3 separate regions of the Homo sapiens genome follow, and regions 1 and 2 are each linked to region 3. The links are chromatin loops, found by intact Hi-C in ENCODE. Cell type or tissue: Calu3. All regions are shown on one strand.

Region 1 (8,000 bases), 790 kb before region 3:
TAGAGTAACCGTTAAATGTCAGCCTACATAAAATCTCTCTTTCTCGACAACATTCACATATATGTGTGTATGTGTGTGTGTAAATTTGGTGAAAAGAGGTTATCACATTCTTTCCTGTACCTTCAAGCAGAATGGACTACAGACTGACTTTCTCAGGTATCTATTTTATTTCTTAAAATATCTACAGAAGGTAATTGTGTCAATTTTATTACTTTTTCTAGAAGGTAAGGTTTTCAAATGGAACGTATTTTCTTTTTATAATTAACCTAAACTCCTCCAAACAACAGATTATATAGATTTTATTTTTTCTTTAGTGACTAGGTTATGTTTTTTGATATTATTTCTATTAAATGATTTAACTTCCTTTTTTTATAATTTGTAAAAAAAGTTCTCCACTTGAGTAGATTTAAAGTATAGGCAATTTAGAACTTCTTCTGTTCTGATCTTTAGGGGTGGTGGAGTGGGATATTCGTAATGTATTTATAAAGTAGGTGGAATTTTAAAGCTATTTACCGTAGGGTTGCGTAACTTCTGAATTAACTTTACTAAGCACAAAACAGATAATTCAGAGACTCAAACCAAGAGACATTCCTAAAGTTATAAAATTTACCTTTTCCCTGTGCAAAACTTAATTTAAATGCTATTTAAGAGATAACCTACTGCTGTTCTCAATTTAAATAATTTCCATTTGTCTGTAAACTAAATAAATTTTAGTAGCCATTAAAGTGAAAATGCCAAATACACATTTTAATCAATGATTTTCCACCTTAAATGCAAGGATTTAGAACCTGACAACATCTTTTATTGAAGCACAGCAGTATTAATTAACGATAACAGTCGTTGTTGAATAATAATGTAAAACGGTCCTACCATAAGAAGTAAAAAAATCATACCTTATAGAAACCATTCTCTTTAAGTGAAGTTTGTTTTCTTTGATTCCATAATTTCATTCCTTTCCCACAAGAGTCATAATGCTTTGTGCTTGGGAGCCATTTTGTGCTTTAAAAATGTAAACAATAATTTGTTCATCTAAGACACTTGGAAATATGATTCTTTTAAAAATGAGTGTCAGCGGCTGGGCACGGTGGCTCACGCCTGTAATCCCAGCACTTTGGGAGGCCAAGGCGGAAAGATCATGAGGTCAGGAGTTTGAGCCTGGCATGGCCAATATGGTGAAACTCCATCTATACTAAAAATACAAAAATTAGCCAGGCATGGTGGCACGTGCCTGTAATCCAAGCTACTCAGGAGGCTGAGGCAGGAGAATCACTTGAAACTGGAAGGCAGATGTTGCAGTGAGCTGAGATCACACCACTGCACTCCGGGCTGGGCGAAAGAGCGAGACTCCGTCTCAAAAAAAAAAAAAAAAAAGTGTCAGCATTTGTGCCTGTATTTTAGGTGGCAGCAGATAGTTCTGTGTGTTGGGTAAGATATCATTACCTGTGTGTTTGTATGTATGCATACCTTCCAAATGTTGGTATTTTATGAATAATTTCTCAAAATGTTTTAAAATAGCCTAATTTTTCAGTAGTTGGATTTTTCTATCCATATTTCTCCCATCATATGCTAAAGCTTCTTCACTGAAGTTATGGTCCAAGATTAAGAAAACTTCCTCGAAAAAATTATTTAAAAGTTGACTCAATAGTCCATGGATCCATTGAGCAAATCTTTGTTGAATATCTGTTTCCCAGGCAATATACTAGGAACTGGACATATAACACTGAACAAGATAAAGTACTTAGATAATACTAGAGGACAGGAACATAAACCAATATGCCAATTTTAAGTACACTAAATTATCAGTTATTGAGCTGTTGTAAGTGTTACCAACAAACAACAAACTAAACATCTAGGGACAGAGTCATCTCAGTTGTGCTGAAGAGACGGGGGTCTGGGAAGGCCTTTGCTGCACAATGAAGTGAGGAAGCAGGTCACGTGAATAGGAAGGAATGGCAGTGCAAGGACGTTAAGAAGGTGCATGCTTGAGGAACAAGAAAGAGGCCAGTGTGTCTGGGGCACAGGAGTGAATGGAGACTGGTGAGAAAGGAGGAAGGAGAAGAGGTAAAGTTCAACTAGCAGAGTCTTAGATTTTATCCTGTGATTGAAAGCCACTAGAGGATTTTGTAGAGGAAAGTATATTTTTTCCTTCCTAAAGATTACTCTGGATTTTCTGTGAGGAATGCATAGAAGGAAAGCAAGGGTGGAAGCAGAAAAGCCAGGCAGGAGGCTGTTAGCAGCTCTGGGGAGAATTGGTGTCTTGCATTAGGAGGGGAGTGGCTTGATACTGGATAGATTGCAAAGGTAGGTGCTGTCAACTAGATTTGCAGATGGATTGATTTTTCGATGCGACAAAGAAGGATTTCAGGATGACTCCTGGGCTTCTGGTCTGGTGAAGTGTGACACTGTCGGGGAGATCCGGTCTGTGGGCTCTGTAGGGTAATCAAGCTCCATTTATTTTGTATGTTACATGTGTGTGCCCATCCAAATGCAGATGTTCAGTGGTAAGGTGTGAGTTCAGGGGCGAAGTCAGGTTGAAGATAGGGGAATAGATACAGAGAAGTAGAAATAATGAATTGTGGAGTTTATTATTCCACCATGGGACTAAGTCAGATCACCTGGAGAGTGAGCAAAGCTAGAGAAGAGGAGTCTGAGGACAGAGTCAGAGCCACACCCATCTAGAGGTTAAAATGAGAAAGACATACCAGAAATGGAGGCTGAAAATAAATAGCCTGAGAGAAATAAGACAAATTGAGGAGAGTTTGATGTCTCTGTCCCAAGGGAAGAAAGTGATGAAGAAAGAGGGAGTAAGGGAACATTTGGGCAACAACCAGAAATGTTAGGGGGTGATAAAGAGATGATCCCATGAGGTAATCAGAGAAGGTGATTTTCCATGAAATGATGACAAGGCAGTTCTGAAATTATAAGAATGTATCCATGATACCTTCAGAATCAGGTAGGGCCTGGCAACTGTGTAGAAAGAAGCCGCATAAGTAAGTTCTTACTTTGGACTCTGTATGAACAGATTCATTCTCATTGGGGAAGCTGAGGCAGCTTATCAGAGTAATTACTACTTTTCTTGGTATAAGCTGTGTCAGAGCCCTCAGTGAGAACAAATCCACTTACAGAACTTCCTTCTATGCAATTGCCATCATAAATGAAGCACCCCTTTCTTCACTGAAATGACACATGAAAAATGACAACAGATGCAATTACTCTACTTCTCATGTATTAATCCTGTTTCTATGAAGGTGAGTTTGTTTTATTCCCCATATTGGTTTCTCCTATGTTCACGTTCAGCAGGATGTTAGAGGCACACTCATACAACATACATCAACATACATAGATGTTTATAAATAGACCTACTGTATTTAGTGACATAGATACTGTGGGACTTACAGCTCATGTAGCAGAAGGCACACAAAAACATGGCTTAAAAACAAAGTGGTTTATTTGCTCACAAAACAGGAAGTCCAGAAGTTGACAATTCAGACAGTGGCTGCAGCTCTGTGATGGTGTCTGAGCCTCAGGTTTCCTCTGTTCTCCATTCTGTCTTCCTTAGTAGGTGGCACATATCCCCATGGCTTCAAGCAGGCTCTGGCGACTCCAGGTGTTGCCTCTGTGATCTATGGGAAAGAGATAAATGGCGAAAGACCATACTTTTTTCGGGGGGGTGGGGGGGACTTTATATTTTTATTGGATAAGGGAACTCTCCATACCCTTGATACTTCTGCCTCCTAATCTTTGGCCAGAACTGAGTCACATGGCAGCCCTAGCTACATAAAAATCTGAGAACGTGATCTTTTATTTTTTCTTTTCTTTTCTCTTTTTCTTTTCTTTTCCTTTTCTTTTCTTCTTTCTCTTTCTTTTTCTTTCTTTCTTTCTTCCTTTTTCTTTCTTCTTTCTCTTTCTTTTCTTTCTTTCTTTTCTCTCTCTCCTCTCTCTTCTCTCTCCCTTCATTCCTTGACAAGTGGACACTTTAAAGAATAGTAGTTTTAGAAGAAAAGGAGATTGGGAGGCCAAGGCAGGTGGATCATGAGGTCAGGGGTTCAAGATCTACCTGGCCAAGATGATGAAACTCTGTCTTTACTGAAAATACAAAAAAAAAAAAAAAAAAAAAAAAGCCAGGCATGGTGGCAGGCACCTGTAATCCCAGCTACTTGGATTTATAAAGTAGGGGGAATTTTAAAGCTATTTACCATAGGGTTGCATAACTGCTAAATTGCTTCAACCTGGGAGATAGTTTGCAGTGAGCCGAGATCGCGCCACTGCACTCCAGCCTGGGTGACAGAGCAAGACTCCATCTAAAAAAAAAAAAAAAAAAAAAAAAGAAGAAAGGGAGAATATAGCAATGTTTGTCACAGATACCCGGATACCAAATTATGTTTTTGAAGGTTTCAGAAAACCTATTTCAATCCCTCTTTTTATCTGTTATGTCCAGTGGCAAAAGTTTGTTAAGAGGTAGGAAACATATTTGTGAGGACTTTTTGCGAAATTTTCTGTGACTTCATTACATGACACCAAGCTATTGCAATTATAATATAGCAAACCAAAGACACATGTGATTGTATACTTTTATGGTATGCATTCCCATGCCACATTCTTACATTTCACACCGTTTAGGATTCTTCAGTTACCTGCAGAGTGTCATGCTGAGGTCTGCAGAGTGAGGTGCAGAGAGGAAGAGGCTGGTGGTTCAAAGGCCTGAACAAGTTACTAAACATCATGTCATTGCAAGGCCGGAGGTTGTTCTCTCATAAAATAGAGATGATAATACCTGTTTTTTCCTTCGCAGGGTCAGTGTGAATCTTTAATGGAGTTCTTGGTACAGAGTGCTTTTTAGCTCTTCAGAAATATGGCACAAAGTCACAAGATTGGAAAGTTGAAAAATCATCTTCCACTATTTTGCTGCAGGGCAGGATTGCATTCAAACTGTTCCTTAAATATTGCTGGAGTGGAGTTCTGACTTTTGAGAAAACAATGACAATAGTAATAATGACAACCCTTTAGTGAGCTGTCAGTGTACACTGTCAGGCACTCATCTATACACTTTATATACATGCTTCTGTAGCATCCTTCATTCCTAAGGGTTATCAATGACTGTCCTCCTCATTTTGTGGATGAGGAACCTCAGGCTCCAAGGTCGTGCACTGCCAGGGTTCACAAGGCATGATGTAAACAGAATGGGTTGTGGCGTCAGGACTGTTTTGTGACCCAGCTTGACACTTGTTTGCTGAGATGGCCTTGGAATATTGATTTAACACCCTTAGGGATCAATCTCTTTTGCATCTAAAAATAGGAATAATTGCTCATTGTGACGATTAAGTGAAATTATTTGATATAAATTGGCTTGTACAGATGCTAAGAGAACCTACATCAGGCTATAAAGGATCTACATTATCAGAGACATGAAAAAATGCTTGTGTTGATATTGACTTACAACACTAGTCTCTCTTGCTTCAGTGGGAGATCATTGAGGTCACTTGGAAACAACCGACTATCTTTGGGACTTCAGGTTGTTGCTTGATGGACCATGCCTCAGTTTTCTTATCTCTAAAGTGGGGCATAATATGAATAACTACTTTGCAGGGCTGTGGTGAGCATTAAATGAAGTGTTTAGGTCATTGTCTTGTATACAGCAACGTATGGTAAAGCCATTATGGAAGGTAAAGTGGGATGCAGAATATTGCAGTCAGACAATAGCCCCGTTGATCGGCCATCTTTATTGAGCCATCTTCTCTGCACAGTTACCATGAGATGGCGCTATGGAGATGTGCATAATCACAGTTTCCTTTTCTCCCACTCATTGCTGTTTCTTTAGGCTGAAAGCAAATTGAAACTATTTTTACTTTATTTTATTTTTTAAATGTTGCACCTTTTAAATATTTAAGGGCTTCAACGATAAGAATACATTTAAGGGAAAATGAAATGCGTATGAAGTGTGAGGCACTTTTTTTTATAGTCTCAATGGCCTTTCATTGATTAGAAAACTGAGGCTAAAAGGAGAAACTGTGTTTTTTATTTCTCTTAATATTCATCAGTTTAGAGCTAACCTTGCAAATACATTTTGGATGCTAAGATATATAGTAAAGAAGAAGATTTGGAAACTCAACGACCTTCATGATATAAATTATTCAAGCCATCGTGGGTAGCACATGTCTCCCACATAATGTATTTTTGTAATCATAGTCATAGCATTTTTTTTTTCATTTGTGTTTTACAAACAGAGGAGTGGAATCTCTAATTGTTTCTTGTCCTCTCATTTTGTTTATGGTGAACTCTTGTGTAGCTTCCCAAGTTACAGATACAAAAATGACTCCCAATACTTTCCAAGGAATAATTTAATGGGAATTCCAGGCATTTCGGGAAGAGAGGCAACGTGGTTCAGTGGAGTAGGACACACCTGTGTTCAAACTCCATTCTGGGCTGGGCACAGTGGCTCACGTCTGTGATCCCAGCACATTGGGAGGCCATGGCAGGCTGATCACCTGAGGCCAGGAGTTTGAGACCAGGCTGGCCAAAATGGTGAAACCCTGTCTCTACTAAAAATACAAAAATTAGCCAGACATGGTGGTGGGCACCTGTAGACCCAGCTGCTCGGGAGGCTGAGACACGAGAATTGCTTGAACCTGGGAGGAGGAGGCTACAGTGAGCCGAGATCGTGCCACTGCACTCCAGCCTGAGTGACAGAGCGAGACTGTCAAAAAATAAATAAAGAAAGAAAGAAATCCATTCTGCACTTTCCGTCAGCTCAGTAGAAAGCATGCAGCACATATTTTTTAGGAGTAAAAGTCCAAAATTGAGATTCTTTTAATCATTGTGTAAGATCTGTATTCCAGATTGTTTTGGTCAAGATCAGTTTTTGGTTTCTTATTGGCACTAGGCCTTGTTAGTGATAGCCAGATTATGGGGACCACAGGAGCCCCGTAGTTTCTCCAAGCCACTCTATCCGGATCTTCTGCTGTTGGGTCCTGGCTTGGGTAATCATAGAAGGCACCTTAAAGGAGTTAGGTCACTTTGCAGAGTTAATACAGTGTTCTAGACTGCTGAGGAAGCCTAAGAGAAAACCAAGGCTTATAGCAAACTGTGCTAAGACAATGTTAATGTGGCTTTCTTTGGAATTAAAATTCAAAGATAGATGCAAAATTCAACATCTTTCCATATGACTCCTTGGCCAGTCATTCTGGCTCATGTGCTATCTCATTTGAACTCATAATCCTTTCAATCTCTTTTTAGCTTCCCACCTACAGCCATTTGGAGTAGAGAAGATATGCTTTTGGCCCTCCTTCTCTTTAGTTTTCATGGTAGTGATCTGAATATATTTTCAGATATGCTGAATGGCCGTGAGAATGGACAAAGTCATCTTGTATACCCTGGTGATTTTGTTTCATGAAAAAAAGTAGCCTCTGTGTAGAACTGGTCCTGCTAGCTATTACTTTATTAACTTTGGAAATAATAGCTTAGGAACAACCGCTGCCAAACACAGTCATCATCTTTATCAAAAGCTCTCTGACATGGCATTGACTTTGATCTATCATTATATATAGAAGACCACTCATTTGCTTTCCCAGGGGTATATTTTTAAACTAATTTGCTTTGTAGGATTCACCAGGAAGCTATATTGTTTTATGAGGGCAATATTTAGGTTTATTTCAACTGCCTCAATGGCATATATAATTGGCAATGATGTCTTCTGAAAAATGTCCAGACTAAAATCTTTGTATCAAATCTGTATTATGCAGAATTAACCACCCATTTGTGTGGTGTGGTGTGTATGTGTCTGGAGAATATAATAGCCTGGCTTCAGTCCACCATTCCGTAGAAGTGGAGTGAATGTCTATTGAGACAAAAGACTTAGGCAGTCTTTAAATATCATGATATAATTTCCAGTCCATTCTTTGTTGTGTTGCTTCTTAAAGCATGTGAACTTACATTATAAGTGTGAAATATCTATAATCTAGTGTATGTGTGTGTATGTGCATAAAAATGTCTCATCTATTGGG
Region 2 (8,000 bases), 190 kb before region 3:
AGCCTCTATAAGCTGACTAAAACTGGCTTAAAGTCTGCAATAGCTTATCAGAAAAGGATGTTTGTAAGGCTGGTCCTCTGTGTAATCAGAGTTGTAGGTCTGGGTTGTAAATCAGGGTTGATGGCTCCTATGGTTAGGAGGTTTAGACCATAGGAATATAGATATTTGTCATGCCAGCCGGACCCTGAATCTCTAACTTGTAGATAACTGTTTTTTTAACCTTTAGGTCCATCATAATTGATAGAGGGGCATCTGGTTGGGTCTCTCACATTACATTACAATATGATTTCCTCATTTACTTTTTGGTTTTAATGTTTATCCCTCCCCAAAACCCTCAAAACATATACTACTCAGTTCCCACAAGTGACTTGAAAACTGCTAACAGTGTTATCTTAGGTTGGGTTCTTCCAGAAAGAGTGCAGAATTCAGGAGTAAGATTTTTATTATTAAGTGCAGACAACACCATTAGGAAAGTGAGTAGGAAGTGTTACAAAGAGAAGAAGAAGCCAAGAGAGACACATTATTAAGCCAGGTACCATAGTGGCCACTGAAGTTTAAGCTTGTGGGTAACTCTGGGAGGCTGTGCGAAACACTTGCCTCAGATTTATCTCACCTGAAGGGCCAGGGAGCTGGAATATTCATAAGGAAATTTCTGAGAGTCCCTGGTGGAGGGAATGTTAAGTCTTTGCACTTTGTACTAAGCATAAGCAGTCTTCTGTTCTGGAAGAAACCCTTAGGCATAGAAATACAGATTCCAGTAGTTGGAATTTGGCCAGAGCACAGTGAAAAGTTGCTATTAGTATTATCTCCATATTGAAGAGCTGCTCAATTGACTGTTTAAAAAATTATTTATTTATTTATTTATTTATTTTACTGAGGATAGTGTGTGGTCTATGCTATCCATGTTGAAACCAGAAGTAAATTTTATTTCCAATAAAAATATGCTTTATGATAGCCCAGTGGTCGATTAGATATGTATGTTCAGTCGCTTGTGTTTGGAGTAAAATAGGTGTATAATCATCTCTCTCTGCAATCTTATGTGGTCTCTCCTGAGACTGATTCCTTATCCTTTGTGGATGTTGAATCAAGATTATTGCAAAGAGCAAATCTGGGTGTAGAGCCCAAAGCATGTTCCAATTTAGGAGAGAGAAATAAGGACATGCAAAGGCTTCAGAACAATCCTACAAGGAGCCTTTTTTTTCTCCTTTATGTGCTCTGCCATATATTAATCCTTTTTTCTACCACTGCTACCAAGTATAGTTTTGTTTGTCTGAAACTAGGAGTAAGCAGGAGGCAGAGTAGGGTGGGACTGGGATGTGAGCCCCTTCAATGGCATTCCCCATTCATAAAAAAAAAAAAGAGTACCTGGCTGAACATAACTAAGACATTCCAGGACAATTGAATACTAGAATAAAAGACAGTTCAAGTTGGGAAGAAGCCTAAAAATATCTAATCTACTAGTTGCCAAACGTGGCTGCACATTAGATTTACATGAGATTTATGACCCCTGCTCCTCTTCCTGGACCAATTAAATCAGAATATCTAGTAATGTGATCCAACTGTCTATATGTTTATAAATCTCCAGGTGATTCTAATGGGCAGATAAGACTGAGAATTGCTGTCTAAGGCAACCCCTTCATTCTGTCAATGAGGTAACTGGGACTCAGAGCGGTGATGTGACACCTAATTACTGACTAGAACAGGGGTCCTGACACTTGGTCCATCATTGTTCTTTCCTACTTTGAATACATCTTCCACCCTAATGAATGCAAGTGTAATAAGACATATCAGTAACATGGGTGTGTACTACATGTTCATTGTTCTTAGAGGCAAACAAGCCAGTAGCACTCTGGCTTCATCCTCTAATATTGCCGTCTGACAATGACTCTCTGAACCACTAATGTCAAGTGGCATTTACCATGAGCAAGTAATCTCTTTTGGAAGATGGTTTAACTGAACCTGAAGCTTCCAACAACTTTCTATTGCTTAGGTGGGGAAAGACCTTACCTGATGGCTGTGTATATTCCTCTGAATATGTGGAAAAATAAAATATAAGGTATTTCATGTTCCCATGGTTTGGAGTGGCACGATATGGTGGTAAATATATTTTCCTTTGCATTATTCATTAAATATTATATGTGTATCCTCATGCTATATAATTAAAAGCATTGCAAGTATTATGCAGGTGGGTAAAATGATATAAGTTTATAATATGGATGAGAATTTTGTAGCAAACAGTAATTTGTTCATAAGCCCCAGTAGCTTTCAAAAAGAGAAGTGGTAACAATAAAATGGAATTCAAGGTAACGGTAAATATTTTGGAAGACTTTAACTCAGTGTACTTGTGCTATTATTCATTCGTTCTTTCATTTATTCATCACACACTTATTTTACTCTACTGCTCAATGAGTTTCCATTGAGCACTGGCATTCCAGTTTTGAGTGGGAGGTCATAAAGTGTGAAGTATTGATAATAATGCTCTGGATCAAGCTTGTCCAACCCATGGCCTGCCTGTGGCCCAGGACGGCTTTAAATGTGGCCCAACACAAATATGTAAACTTTCTTAAAACATTATGAGATGGTTTTTTTTTATGATTTTTTTTTCTTAGCTTATCAGCTATCATTAGTGTTACTGTGTTTTATGTGTGGCCCAAGACAATTCTTCTTCCAATGTGGCTCAGGGAAGCCAAAAGATTGGACACGCCTACTCTAGATGCTTTGGCATCTGAGCTGCTTTACCTTTTTCAAATATACATGAAACCAGTTTGCACGCAATCAGCAAAATTGCCCTTTCTCCTCTTTATTAGGATGATTTGCAACTAAAAGAAACCTTAAGCCAAAATGGGCTTGAAGAGTAAGGAAATGCATTACTTCATATAGCAAGAAGTCCAGAGGTTATGGAGACTCCAGGGCAGGTTGGCTCTGTGGCTCAGCAATGTCATAAAGACAGAGCTTCTTTTCATCTCTGTCTGTTTTGTCATCTTCAGTGTTGGCTTCATCCTCTGGTTGTTAGCAAAATGGCCCAGCAGTTTGCAGAGTAGCCTCCTGAAGCAGCAGTGACCAAAAGAATAAGAGAGTGTTGCTGTTCTGGGAATCTTAAGTACAATAAAATTCTCCCAATGCCTCCCCAGCTCCCCCAGAAGCCTTTCCCTCATGCCTCACTGACTGAAGCTGCATGTATGTCCATTCGTGAACTACTCATTGGAAGAAGTCCTGGGAAGAGCTTGATTTGCTCAGACAAGTGGTTTCCAACCTTTTATTTCTTAAACTTCTTGGCACATATAGAAATCTATAATATTTGTCTGACGAACTGGGATACATGTTCAGAACTGCTTAAGGCAGCAGTGAACGATCTGAGACCCTAGGCTCTGTGGGGTGGTGACAGCAATGTCTCAGTCACACCTGGAATACATTTGTTATATACTGGTGTGGGAGGGCAGGACTTCACAGACTTTAATATGTACGTGAATCATCTGACAGATGTTGTTTCAGTGCACATTGTGATTGAGTAGGTCTGGGGAAAGGAGATAGCCTGCAATTCTAACAGCTGCCAGATGAGGGCAAAGCTGCTGGTCTGCAGATTACACTTTGAGATGCTAGTGTGTATTAACTAGTGGGAAGGTTTTTTCGTAGGCTGATCACCTAGGGTGGAATGCTTGTTGAGGAGTAAATAAGAATGTCCCCTATATACACTTAATGTTACTCTCTTTTTGATACCTAATTTGACAAAAGTATAATTAATTTTAAATAAAATGTTGAGATGGGAAAATTAAGTAATGTTTTAAGTCACATATCAGAAAGTCTCATCTGCAATGGAAAAATTGGCCTAATACTTTCTCTATGAGGATGCAAGTTGCATTGACCAGGGCTCTTCCTTGACACTTACATTTTTGGCAAAGGGATGATTCTATCTTGCAAGCTATTTTCTGTAAACAACCTTCATGCCTCACTCAAATGATAAATAAGGAAACCCCAAATCAGATAAGCAATACATGCATACAACACATGTTTCTCCTTCTGTTTTCTCTGACCTCTGTAACTATGTAAGCCTCTTTGGGTTATTTATGAATGATTTAAAGGCATAGTAAAATTATGCACATATTAATGAGTGCTCATAAGAATGCTAATGAAGAAAACTAAGCCTAATATTTTCTATAGATTTCTCCAGAATGTTTTGATCCAAGTTAAACCTTCTGTAGACTATTGAAGTTGAAACACCTTTTAGTAATGCTTGTAACAATAGCAGCTGGCAGGGAGAAGTAGAGCTGCATATTATTTTGCAGGAAAGTGAAATAAGAGCCTGTATTTATGAAAAGAAATCCCAGTGAAAATTGTCATTTAAGGAGATTTATATATTTAGATTTAGATATACAGTTGCTATAAAAAGTTTAAAAAGCCCCAGAGGGATGATACATTCAGAAGAGGTGAGGGTAGAATCTTAGCAAGTGCAAGGCAATGAGACATCAAACACTTAAAGCTTGGTTTAGTATGTACATACCCATCTAGTTATTTGCTATTGTTCTACTGTTTTGCATGTGTCTCTCCTGGTTTGTCCTCTAAACTTGAAGATGCTAGAAGGCATGTGTCTTATCTTCTATCGCCATTATGAGTCTCCAAGGGCTGAGCACTTGGAACCACATGAGGGAAAGTCTGTGTGCCTCCAAACAAAAAAGAAAAGAAAAAATAAAAGCTTCAGAGGCAAATAGATTTGTGTGTGTGGAGGGGTGGGGGGTGGGGGTGGGGGCGGTGGGTAGAACTTTTGACATAGTGAAAATATTACATTATTTTCTCTGAGTAAATTGAGTCACTGGAAAATAGTTAGCATGTATATTTAGATACTTTATTTTCAGATTCCGTTTTTGGCCTTATATGAACTTCCCTATGGATTCTTTATGGTGTTTACATTACCCTCTACATCAGTCAGAGCTAGAAACCAGACAGGAAGCATCAAGCCCTGTGAAAGAGAGTAAAAGGGGAAAAGTTTGATTCAGTCCTTTTAATGTATCGGTGTGGTCAAAAGAGATTGGACCTTTTTATTGACTACTGAATTGCTAATTCTGTGTATTTGTCAACTTTTAAAATGTTGGTTTTTATGTAGTTGATTAGGCCATGTCTATATGAAACTGAAACAAATGGCAAGTTCAATAAAGTCCAGGGAAAATAATTTATGAAAATAGAACATTTACTGGTTTGAATGTAAGACCTATCTGGATCTGTCTAGATTCTGGCTCCTCACCCTTGGGATTACAGGGATTAATATTTAAGTCTCCCATGTCTAAGAGATCAAACCAGAAAGGTAATTGAATAGAACACTGAATAATTCTGGCGAGAAAAATTAGTCAAGTTAGCTGCATAACGCTAAATAGAGATAGCGAAGTACTAAGAGAAAGAAAACTGAATAGAAATAGTTTTGTAATGTAAAAGTGAAATATGAACATTCTGAATTCAATATGCGATCCTCTTTGCATGAATTATTATCAGTCATTTGTAATGCACATTATTCAGAACATCGGAAAAATCTTTCCTGACTTATTTCTTAATTAAAAGAAATGAGCATTTTTAGTTTTTATATAATTTATATCATTTACGTGTCACAAAATTCCCATAATTCTGTTGGCCTTAATCATCAAATAAGTATTGCTGTGCTTAAATACAATCACTTTGCATCCCTCCTCTCCAGCAGATGTTATAAAAGAAACTATCACAGCTGGGGGAAATTGATATGCAAAAGTATAAAACTTAGCAGTGAAAAGATTAATTTTTAATGCCCTTGATTCTTGAAAACTTTAAACTTTTTTCACAGTAAGGACAGTGGTTTCATTGTCTGGTGGGCAGTGGACAGGTGATAACGTTCTGCTCTATTTTACTTTGTGATGAACCAAAGAGCACCGGTTGTTTCTCTAATGACTTTGTAAGAGATGCTTCAATGCTGAAACATTAGCTGCATCTTTTGGACTACTATGATGGGGAAGTGAGAAGTAGTTTTAATAACTTGCTAAAATTATCACCATTAGAGTGAATGAAGCACTAAAATATCCATACCAGATGTTTCAAATGGTTAGATTTGGGGGAAAACATACAATTAATTTACATTTTAGTACTAAGTACAAATTTTAATTTACTCTGATTAACTACTTTATAGCCCATCTAGAAGACTATTTGAAGGAGTTATGGAAAAGCTATAAAAGAAGTTGTAATTGAGAGATGACACTTTATTGGCATAGAAGCAGAAGAGTTTTATGCCCAATGCCCATATTGCTTAGAAGGTTCAAGTTTCACTTTCCCAGAACCTATTATTGAATTACAGACTTGGAATCAATATGGGAAGCAGATTAACTCACTTAATTACAACAATTTTCACCAAGGTTTAATCTCTTCACAGACCAGGTAAATGTTCTAATCCATGACCTTATACTTTGTCCTTACTATACTTGCTGAGCAAAAGGATAAACAGATTTCTTGTTACAAATTATTATAAAAGAGACGGGACAAGTGGAAATGGGTGGTTGAGCTCCTCAGCTTTCCCGTGGATGAAAACAAACAAACAAAAAACACTGGGAAGTATGAATGCTGTTGAAATAGCATGTTCAAAAATCTTAATATAACACCTGGCATGTAATGATAGGTAGCCATTATTATTAATCACGATGCTAGTAAGGATGCTGAAAGAAGAGCACTGGAAACTCCATGATGTTGCAAATTTTCTTCAAGCCCAAACCGTTGTAAGCTAGTGGGCCTCTGGCCAGCTCTCAGCTACAGAATACATTATTTGGACTAGTCAGTGTTTGCTACCAGCTGTCAATTTTTAAAATTAGTTGTCAAGATTTTAAAATTAGAATTTTCTGCATTAAAATTTGGATTCCCAATATTCCTTTAAAAATCAGAATGTCTGGCACTCTTCAGCTGAATCTGAGAATGTCTATAGTCTTTAGACAGAGTATACCAGTATAATGACTGTCTTCCCTCCCTCTTCCACCAGCCCTTCCTATTTCTTTATTTTTCTTTACTTTTTTTTTTTTTTTTTTTTCTTTTTTGAGACAGAGTCTCACTTCATCACTCAGGCTGGAGTGCAATGGCACAATCTCAGCTCACTGCAACCTCTGCCTCCCAGGTTCAAGTGATTCTCCTCTCTCAGCCTCCCAAGTAGCTGGGATTACAGGCACTTGCCACCACGCCTGGCTAATGTTTTATATTTTTAATAGAGGCAGGGTTTTGCTGTGTTGTCCAGGCTGGTCTTGAACTCCTGACCTCAGGTGATCCACCAGCCTCGGCCCCCCAAAGTGCTGCAATTATAGGTGTAAGCCACTGCACCTGGCCAGCTCTTCCCATTTCTAAGACAAACATCAAAAGCCAGGCTCATCCCTTAATATCTGTGATTTGGAGAGGGAATTCAAATACACATCCACATTTCATATGTTTAAATTGTTAAGTTATAAAACAAGCCAACAAACTGTTATATAAAATACGTTTTATCCTTCTGCCTTGACAAATACACCTTCATAACTACCCAGAAAGCTAAATTCAAATTTGTGATCCTCAAAGTTCTGGGGTGGCACGTGGTGCCATAGGAAGAGCCCGTCTTCACACTGTGGTTTGCACTTCTGCTTGTTTGTTCCTACTCTGTCCCAGAAACCCCAATCTACTTGTATAAGTTCTGTCCACTGCCATCAAGGACCCCATGCCTACTCCTCAGGTCTAGGGGTCATCACATGGGAAGAGGGTGCAGTCCCCAGCCTCAAGAGGATAAATCTAGAAAAGAGGCTCACACAAGTCATCGAAGCAATTCAAACCCATTTTGGGGAGAACTTTGGGGTCCAGGGCTTGTGAAATGGGGTTTAGGTGCAGGCTCCCAGTGGCATGTCCCCTAGACTCTGCACCTTCTTCACTGTGGGGAAAGGTGTCGCTGGACGAGGGTCAGAAAATGTTCTTCTGTGCTGAGGGCAAAAGCCAAAAGGCAGTACTGCGGGTGACCATTTATAATGAAACTTGTTCTGTTGTTT
Region 3 (8,000 bases):
TTATGATGTTATTCTGATCTTTGAACACTGAGTTACCATAATCTTTATATCTCTCTTTTAAAAGTTTTATTAACACTAGCAGATACATAATATTTTCTAGATGTGACTACTACAATTTGAAGCAAAGTAATAACAATCTAGTTTTTGGCACTTTCTTGTTAAACAAGATTAAACTATAAATTACTTCATCATTCTTAGTACATTCTGATTGGAAAATTGATCAATATAGAATGTGTAGTATCAGGAACTGCATGTATCACTGCAAATCTCTGTGTGAGCCCTGCCCATGCAAATGTTGTCCAGTGCCACTTTTCATGCTGTTTTCTCCACCCTGTACTGCATGACTGTCCAGGAGACTGCCATTTAACAGAATGGTCAGAGTGGAGCACATGTGAATTAACCTGCATTGATGGAAGAAGCTTTGAGACTGTGGGCCGCCAGTCTAGATCAAGGACTTTTATAATTCAGTCTTTTGAGAACCAAGACAGCTGCCCCCAACAGGTTCTAGAAACACGCCCTTGTACAGGTACCAAGAGCACTTTTCAGTTCTTTAGCCTTCATTGATCAATGCTTATTCTAAGTGAGGTGTAATAGAACTGCTATTATCATATTTACTTACAGGAGGCAAATGTTATCACTACACATGGAAAGCAAGTCTTTGGAACAATAACGAACGAACTGTATGGTGCCAGCGTTCAGATGGCGTTAATGTCACAGGTATTCCTGCCTAAGACTCATGTGGGCACTTCACAAACACCCCTGAGTGTTGTTATTTGTGAGAAGAATTAGCTTACAAATTATAAACAAGGGGTGACTTGGGCAGGTAGCTTAGATGAATTTTATTACAAATTTTCATTAGACGTTTGCATCTTAGAAAGAAAGCAATTCAATTTTAAGACCTATAAAAATATCAAACAACTTAAAGAAATAAGCTGAAATGCAATAAAATGTCCTTAAATATCATGATCTGAGATAAAGACTGAAAAAGACAGATGCTAGTAAAATTTTAAATCATGTCCCTTCTCAATAAAACGTTTCAAAGGACATATCTTAGCATGTGTGTGTGCAGTACTCACCTGACATAAAACATACTCAGAAGTTGAAACTAAAGAGGTTAATAAAGACAAAATTTAAAAATTAAAATATTCTGTATGTTAATGATGCAGAAAGCTTTTATGATGTAAATTACAGGTATTTGTATTCATGTACTAGCAGCTTAGTTTTTGAATATTTTGTGAGTCATGATTATTACTTAATATCTAAATATAGACTGAGCAAGAGGTCCCTCATTCATGATGGCAGATACCATTTAGCAGGCTGAAGTGCAGTGACACAATTTTGGCTCACTGCAACCTCTGCCTCCCTGGTTTGAGTGATTCTCTTGTCTCAGCTTCCTGAGTAGTTGGGACTGCAGGCACACGCCACCACGCCCAGCTAATTTTTGTGTTTAGTACAGACAGGGTTTCACCATGTTGGCCAGGATGGTCTCGATCTCTTGACCTCATAATCTGCCCGCCTCGGCCTCCCAAAGTGCTGGGATTACAGGCGTGAGCCACCACGCCCGGCCAATTTTTGAGATTTTTAAATGCTTTCTTGTCAGCAAATTAAATTGTCATTATTTTTACTTAGTACTATCGTTTACAGAGAGCTTGTGCAAGAGCTGAAATGCCTATAGGAATAGAAGTATTGTCAGCTCCTCCTTTTTCTTGTTTACTTGCTCTTGCACTATTGGTATTCTTTTTAATTTAAAGTTTATCCACAAAATAATTTACTTTAAGCTACTTATCTTTTTTGTAAGTTGTTAAAACTAAATATACTCTAAGTCTCCCTAGTCAGGAACACAGAAGGCATCATACTCTGCAATACACTGAGAGTTAACGTACTGGTAGGAGCTTTGCTATCAATTCTCTGCACGGAATTCCTCAGGCACAGTGTATAACATGTAATCATCTGATGAAGAAGCTCAGGTCATCAGTATCATCTGACAAATATTATTAAAGCTTAATTTAATTCTTAGAATTAAAAAATATGTTCTATAACCTATGTAAATTCCAAGATTTTCTTTCCTATTCCCAAGAGCCCTCCTCCCACTGAAGTACGCCTGCTGTGGAGATCCCTGGTTGAAAGAACGGAAACCCTCCCCCTGCCAGCACCAACACAGTTGGTAGAAATAGGACTGTGTGGTTATTGCCACTAACACCGAAATTATCAATTTCACACCTAGATGCTAATTCTGGACTGTGAATTTTGCTTTTTAAAAATTTCTGTGTGGATTCTTTGTGTTATTTTTCAAGTCACAGTGAGAATTTAGCTGCTTCATTCCCAGGGACAATGTAGGTCTGACTGTTCGCTACTCTGCCTTAGGCCCAGAGCTTTTTGCTAGCTACAAAACTATAAACTATAATGGGTTGACAATTGTACTTATCCAAACGCTAGAACCTTTCAATGCAACCAGTACTATATAAATGGTGCTTTGTCAAATTTTCTCTAGGCTTTGTCTCATGTCTCTTTTACTATCTTGAATTTAGCAAAGTAAGACTAGTATGTAAATGATTTTCCAGTTACAGAGACATACATTGTCTCATCCATTTATTCAAAAATATGTACGGAGCAGGAACAAGTACTGTGTCAGATGTTTGATTGTCTCTCCTAGAGCTTCGGTGCTTGCTCTTAAGAATGTGTTTATACGTGACTCTGTGTGCATGTATTCCAGTTGACTTACATTTAAAAATACTACCAACATATTTGATACCATGGTCCCATGAATTCATTCATGGCATTCTTTTAGCATTTCCTGGGTTGTTGAAATCGGCCTAGTGCCTACCTGGGTGCTCAGGAGCTGAAGCAGTATATATGTAGAAGGAGTATTCCAGCAGATATGTTTTCTGCTCCTGAGTTTAAATTTAGATTTTATCAATTCTTCTACAGATTCTGGCTCACATAGACTTTGTGCTCAAGCATAGCCGTATGATAGAATCACATCGCCAATAAACAGTATAAAAACTCTACTGCAAATAGCCTCTGTTAGAAGAGCCTCCCATCTCAATTCATTTTAGAGTAATCAATAAAATAGGCTTGGACCACAATGTTGGCAAATAGATTTTTCAAAAATAATAATACTGTTGCAAAGAGGCCGGTGGCACAGGTTAAAAAAAAATACCAAAAAATTAGAAATATCTAATAGAGAAATCTGCAAATGATGGTGGAATTTCCTTTGCAGGAGGCTGCTCCCCTCAGGCCCGTCCTGCTGCCATTCGGCAGTGCATTCCAGCCTGCAGAAAACCTTTCTCCTACTGTACACAGGTGAGTCATGTGCTGGAGTCTTCTATAAGTGCATTAATTGCTGTGTTTTACACATGCAATCAGATGTTCTCCTGCCGGCTGCAGCCCAAGCAGCAGTTCCACGTGCCCATGATACCATCTAGAGGCATTTGCAGGAGTAATCCCAGTTATAAAGAATTTCTCGTCAGGACCATGTATTAACAGTGTTTTTCTATAAATCTGTCTTTAGCCAAATCTATCTTTCAAATACCTAATTTATGTTAGCTCTATTTACCAGTAAGTATTCTCAGTTGACTTATGTCTTCTCTTCTTAACCTTTTATACGCCTCAACTATTTTGAAAGATACTATAAATGTTCATATTTGCTAAAGTTATTATGCAAATTGTATTACACTATGATTACTGTTGAGTGAGTACATTTTTAGTTTATTTTAAATAAACTGAATATGTGACTATGGTTGAAAAAAATATGTGTATGGGGTGGCGGTTATGCATGTATTTTTTTTTCAAAGCAGAAATTTATTTGTGCTTTTTCTCCTATAACTCCCATCTACCACAACTCAGGAATTAATGTAAAACATGTAATGTATTCTAATCAATGGCACTCATGGTGTGCAGTGCACTATAATTCTTAAAAACTATACTACATTTTTTAAAGAAACAAGCTTTTTCTTATAGTATGCCTATTCTAAAAGTGATTTGATTAAAAATAATTCAAGTACTCAGTCCTATTATTGGCCTTACAAATCAAGATGGGTTAATTCTTTACCACAGAAAAGACAGTGGGTCAGCTTGCAGAGGGGAATAGAAGGAAAAGAGGGGAAGTTCAGGAACAACTCCATTTGGGTTAATGATGTTTAAAAAGTAGAAATTGTAGCTTTTCACCAACTCTCTGGATGTCCTCTTTAATTAAACAGAAAATACTTTTTTCCTTGAACTCTTGAACATATGACTGACTGGTTACAAGTTTTATCTCATGCTAAAAATAGAGATGCATCTTGAGAATATGGCTTCAATAGCTAAGCACATACAAATTTGCTTAGATATCTCCACTGTGATATGAAGATATCATTTTGTGATACTTTCAATTAAAACCAACTGAAAATATCATATTTATGTTATTATTATATGAATGCAACCTGAACTAAACTATAGGCTGTTAACTATAACATGTGCTCTTACTTTTTTTCTTTTGTAGAAGATTGAGGTGCTTTGTTTACTTTTAGTATCTGTTTCTCCTCAAAATCATGTGTTCAGTCAATAATTGATGACCTAAATAAAGTTAACTGGTTGATGAGGATTGGCATGAGTAGCTATGTGAAGCTAAGGTCTGTTCAGAAAATGCTAGATAAATAGCTTTAGGTAAGGAGCCATAAGAGCGAAGTCATAGAGATTCATAATCTTATGCTTATTCTCTTCCACTCTTCTCTATTGTCTGTATACTTGCTGGAGGAAGAGCAGTTATTTTCAAGTTCACTTCCAGAGACAGATAGGAATCTTCATCCATCATGTCTCATAATAATCTGCTTCTTGGTGACATTCATTGTACTTAAAAATGACCAGAAATTTACAGACTAATATAAAAGACCCATTGTCACAATGCCAACTAGAGATGTGATGTGGGGTGACACTCGAGTTATTACAAGGAAGGAGTAACTCAGATAGGCATAGGTATATTTCTCTTGAGCATGCGTCTTTGGTGAAGTCTTTTATCTCCCATGTAAGGCTGCCCTCCTTGAGTGCAGAAGTAAGCCTACAAGCAGAGACGTAGTTTGACATGGTTATGTCAGCAGCAGCGAATCCATACAGGTCTGCGGCAATTTGACTCTTGCCTCCTCCGAGGAAATAATTCATCTGAGGGGCATAAGGCAGAATGTACTTATGCTTGTACTGAGGCAAGTATTTGAACAAGAGTGAAAGTTTATTAAAAAGTTTCAGAGCAGGAAAGAAAGGAAGTAAAGTACACTTGGAAGAAGGCCAAGTGCCCTCTTTGACCTTTGACTTGGGTTTTATATGTTGGCATGCTTCAGGGGTAGAGGTCGTTTTCCCTCTCCCCCGATTCTTCCCTTAGGGTGCGCCATCCACATGCATAGTGGCCATCCACAGTGGCCTGCCAGGACTTGGGAGGGGCCGCATGCACAGCGTGTTTACTGAAGTTGTACACATGCTCACTTTAGGCATTTTTCCCTTACAAGTTGTGTGTTCCTAGAGGAAGATCATATACCAGTTAAACTCCTCCATTTTGCCTCTTAGTGAGCACGGTTGAGCCCATTTGCCCAGCTCCTGAGATTTTATTAGGAAGCTACTGATCACCAGCTTCAGGTGTTTTCTTTTTTCTTTTTTTTTTTTTTTTTGAGATGGAGTCTTGCTCAGTCCACCCAGGCTGGAGTGCAGTGGCATGATCTTGGCTCACTGCAACCACCGCCTCCTGGGTTCACGCCATTCTCCTGCCTCAGCCTCCCAAGTAGCTAGGACTACAGATGCCCGCCACGACGCCCGGCTAATTTTTTTTTTTTCTTTTTTTTTTTTTTTGTATTTTTGGTAGAGACAGGTTTCACCACGTTAGCCAGGATGGTCTCGATCTCCTGACCTTGTGATCCACCCGCCTTGGCCTCCCAAAGTGCTGGGATTACAGGCGTGAGCCACAGCGCCCGGCCAGGTGTTTTCTATCTTTTGGGAGACTGCCTTTCCCTCGTGCTCGCTGCAACCAATTATTATTTTAGAGAGACAGTTTAACAGCTGCCTAACCATCACCTGATGGTTGCCTGACATTCCTGGTGGGGGACCCTTCTCCTGCCCTGCTTATGTCTTCTTAGCTACCTACTCTAACATTTAGTGGTCAATGGTAAAAGGTGATGGAGGGATTTCGCGGCTGTGATAGCAAGAACACTTAATTCAAAGAAGATATGTACATAATCCCTGTTGCTTTGCTTCTCAGTAAGAAGGGTGGGTTGGAGCAACTAGGCAAGGATCTGAAACAAATGGAGATAAGAGTTGAAGATAATTTGATTAAATGCCATAAACATCTCCATAAGAGAGGAAAAGATGGCCAGACATGGTGGCTCACACCTGTAATCCCAGCACTTTGGGAAGCCGAGGTGGGAAGATTACCTGAGGTCAGGAGTTTAAGACCAGCCTGGCCAACATGGTGAAACCCTGTTTCTATTAAAAGAACAAAAAAAAGACAAAATTAGCCAGGTGTGATGGCGGGTGCCTATAATCCCAGCTACTCGGAAGGCTGAGACAGGAGAAGTGCTTGAACCTGGGAGGCGGAGATTACAATGAGCTGAGATTGTGCCATTGTACTCCAGCATCAGCAACAGAGTGAAACTCCATCTAAAAAAAAAAAAAAAGACAAAAAGAGAGAGGAAAAGCATAGTTAATTAACTTTATTCACAAAGAACTATGGTTTAATATTTGGCAGGTGTCAGAATTGTAAACACATTTGAAAAACCTAACATTTGATTTAAGAGCTGACTTTGGAATTTAAAAAGATGAACTATGTATTTGATTTTCATGTCACTGGTAAGTCAGTTGCCCCAAACCCTACATTGCCATGATGTATAGTGCAAATATTAAGTGATTTTAACATTATATTTTTATTCATTCACCTGTTCAACTCACTGTGTAACCATAAAAATATTCTTTATGCTGTAGGGTGGAGTCTGTGGTTGTGAGAAGGGCTATACAGAGATAATGAAATCAAATGGTTTCCTGGATTACTGCATGAAAGTACCAGGCTCAGAGGATAAAAAAGCTGATGTGAAAAACCTTTCTGGGAAAAACAGACCTGTGAATTCAAAAATACATGATATTTTTAAAGGATGGTCTCTTCAACCACTTGATCCAGGTGAGTTTCAGTTGTGAGTAAGAAATGAAAATTTTCTCATGGGAGGTCTATATTTTGACCACTTCTCATGATGGAAAGAATGGAGGGAAGGAGGAAAAGAGGAGAGAAGAAAGAGGCAGTAAGGCATAATTCAGGGTTTCTCAGATTTGAATATTACATGATATATGAGTCCCTTTAAGTGTACAGTGTTTTCATGAATGGTTGAACGTAAGTCTCTCAACCTCAGTCTAAGAAACAGTGGGTTAAGTAACAAAAATAATATTCTTTGAAAAATCTTTCTTTTTTCTTGGGTCGGGGAGAGAATTTCACTCTGTCGCCCAGGCTGCAGTCCAGTGGTGTGATCTCGGCTTACTGCGACCTCCACCTCCCAGGTTCAAGCGATTCTCCTGCCATAGCCTCCAGAGTAGCTGGGATTACAGGTGCCTGCCACCACACCTGACTAATTTTTTTGTATTTTTAGTAGAGATGAGTTTCGCCATGTTGGCCAGGCTGGTCTTGAACTCCTGACTTCAAATGACCCTCCCGCCTTGGCCTCCCAAAGTGCTGGGATTACAGGCATGAGCCACTGCACCCGGCCTGAAAATATCTTTCAATCCTAAATTATCTCTGAAAAATGATCTACTCTTATAACTGAATTTGTATATATAACTAAAATGACAAAATTGGAATAGAACCTCAAGAACTTATAAGAAATGTCCAGAGATCCTATTTGCTTCAAGAAATACTAGTGAAAAGGTAAAGAGTATCAGTTTCAAAGTTAGACCTTACTGGACCCATGGCTTACACACACCTGTTTTGTGATTATGTATAGTTTCTTAACTTCTCTGGACCTCAGTTTTCTCATCTATAAACCCAATCTAGTGGTATT

Evidence for each region. Hi-C counts contacts between places; a loop is a spot of excess contacts. Peaks named below come from ENCODE experiments on the same cell type or tissue, not always from the same donor. Only the 100,000 strongest peaks of a DNase experiment are listed, where the experiment ranks them.
Region 1: it touches region 3 in a loop (5-fold over the local background); 3 of 110 quality-filtered maps call a loop at or near these places.
Region 2: a loop joins it to region 3, with 5 times the contacts of the local background. A loop is called at or near these places in 11 of 110 quality-filtered maps.

What each region holds. Positions count from the first base shown.
Region 1 is chr2:136,868,719-136,876,718 of GRCh38, forward strand. The region is part of intron 1 of THSD7B (thrombospondin type 1 domain containing 7B); the gene reads left to right. Among named protein-coding and RNA genes, the nearest start is that of THSD7B, 110 kb to the left of the region's middle. In Calu3, no CTCF peak of the experiment used is centred here; no DNase peak of the experiment used is centred here.
Region 2 is chr2:137,463,904-137,471,903 of GRCh38, forward strand. The region is part of intron 15 of THSD7B (thrombospondin type 1 domain containing 7B); the gene reads left to right. Among named protein-coding and RNA genes, the nearest start is that of HNMT, 500 kb to the right of the region's middle. In Calu3, no CTCF peak of the experiment used is centred here; a DNase peak (open chromatin) is centred at 3,558.
Region 3 is chr2:137,656,444-137,664,443 of GRCh38, forward strand. It overlaps THSD7B (thrombospondin type 1 domain containing 7B), which reads left to right. Exons shown (of 28, transcript NM_001316349.2): 23 at 353-526; 24 at 622-717; 25 at 3,221-3,303; 26 at 6,940-7,132. Among named protein-coding and RNA genes, the nearest start is that of HNMT, 300 kb to the right of the region's middle. In Calu3, no CTCF peak of the experiment used is centred here; a DNase peak (open chromatin) is centred at 3,378.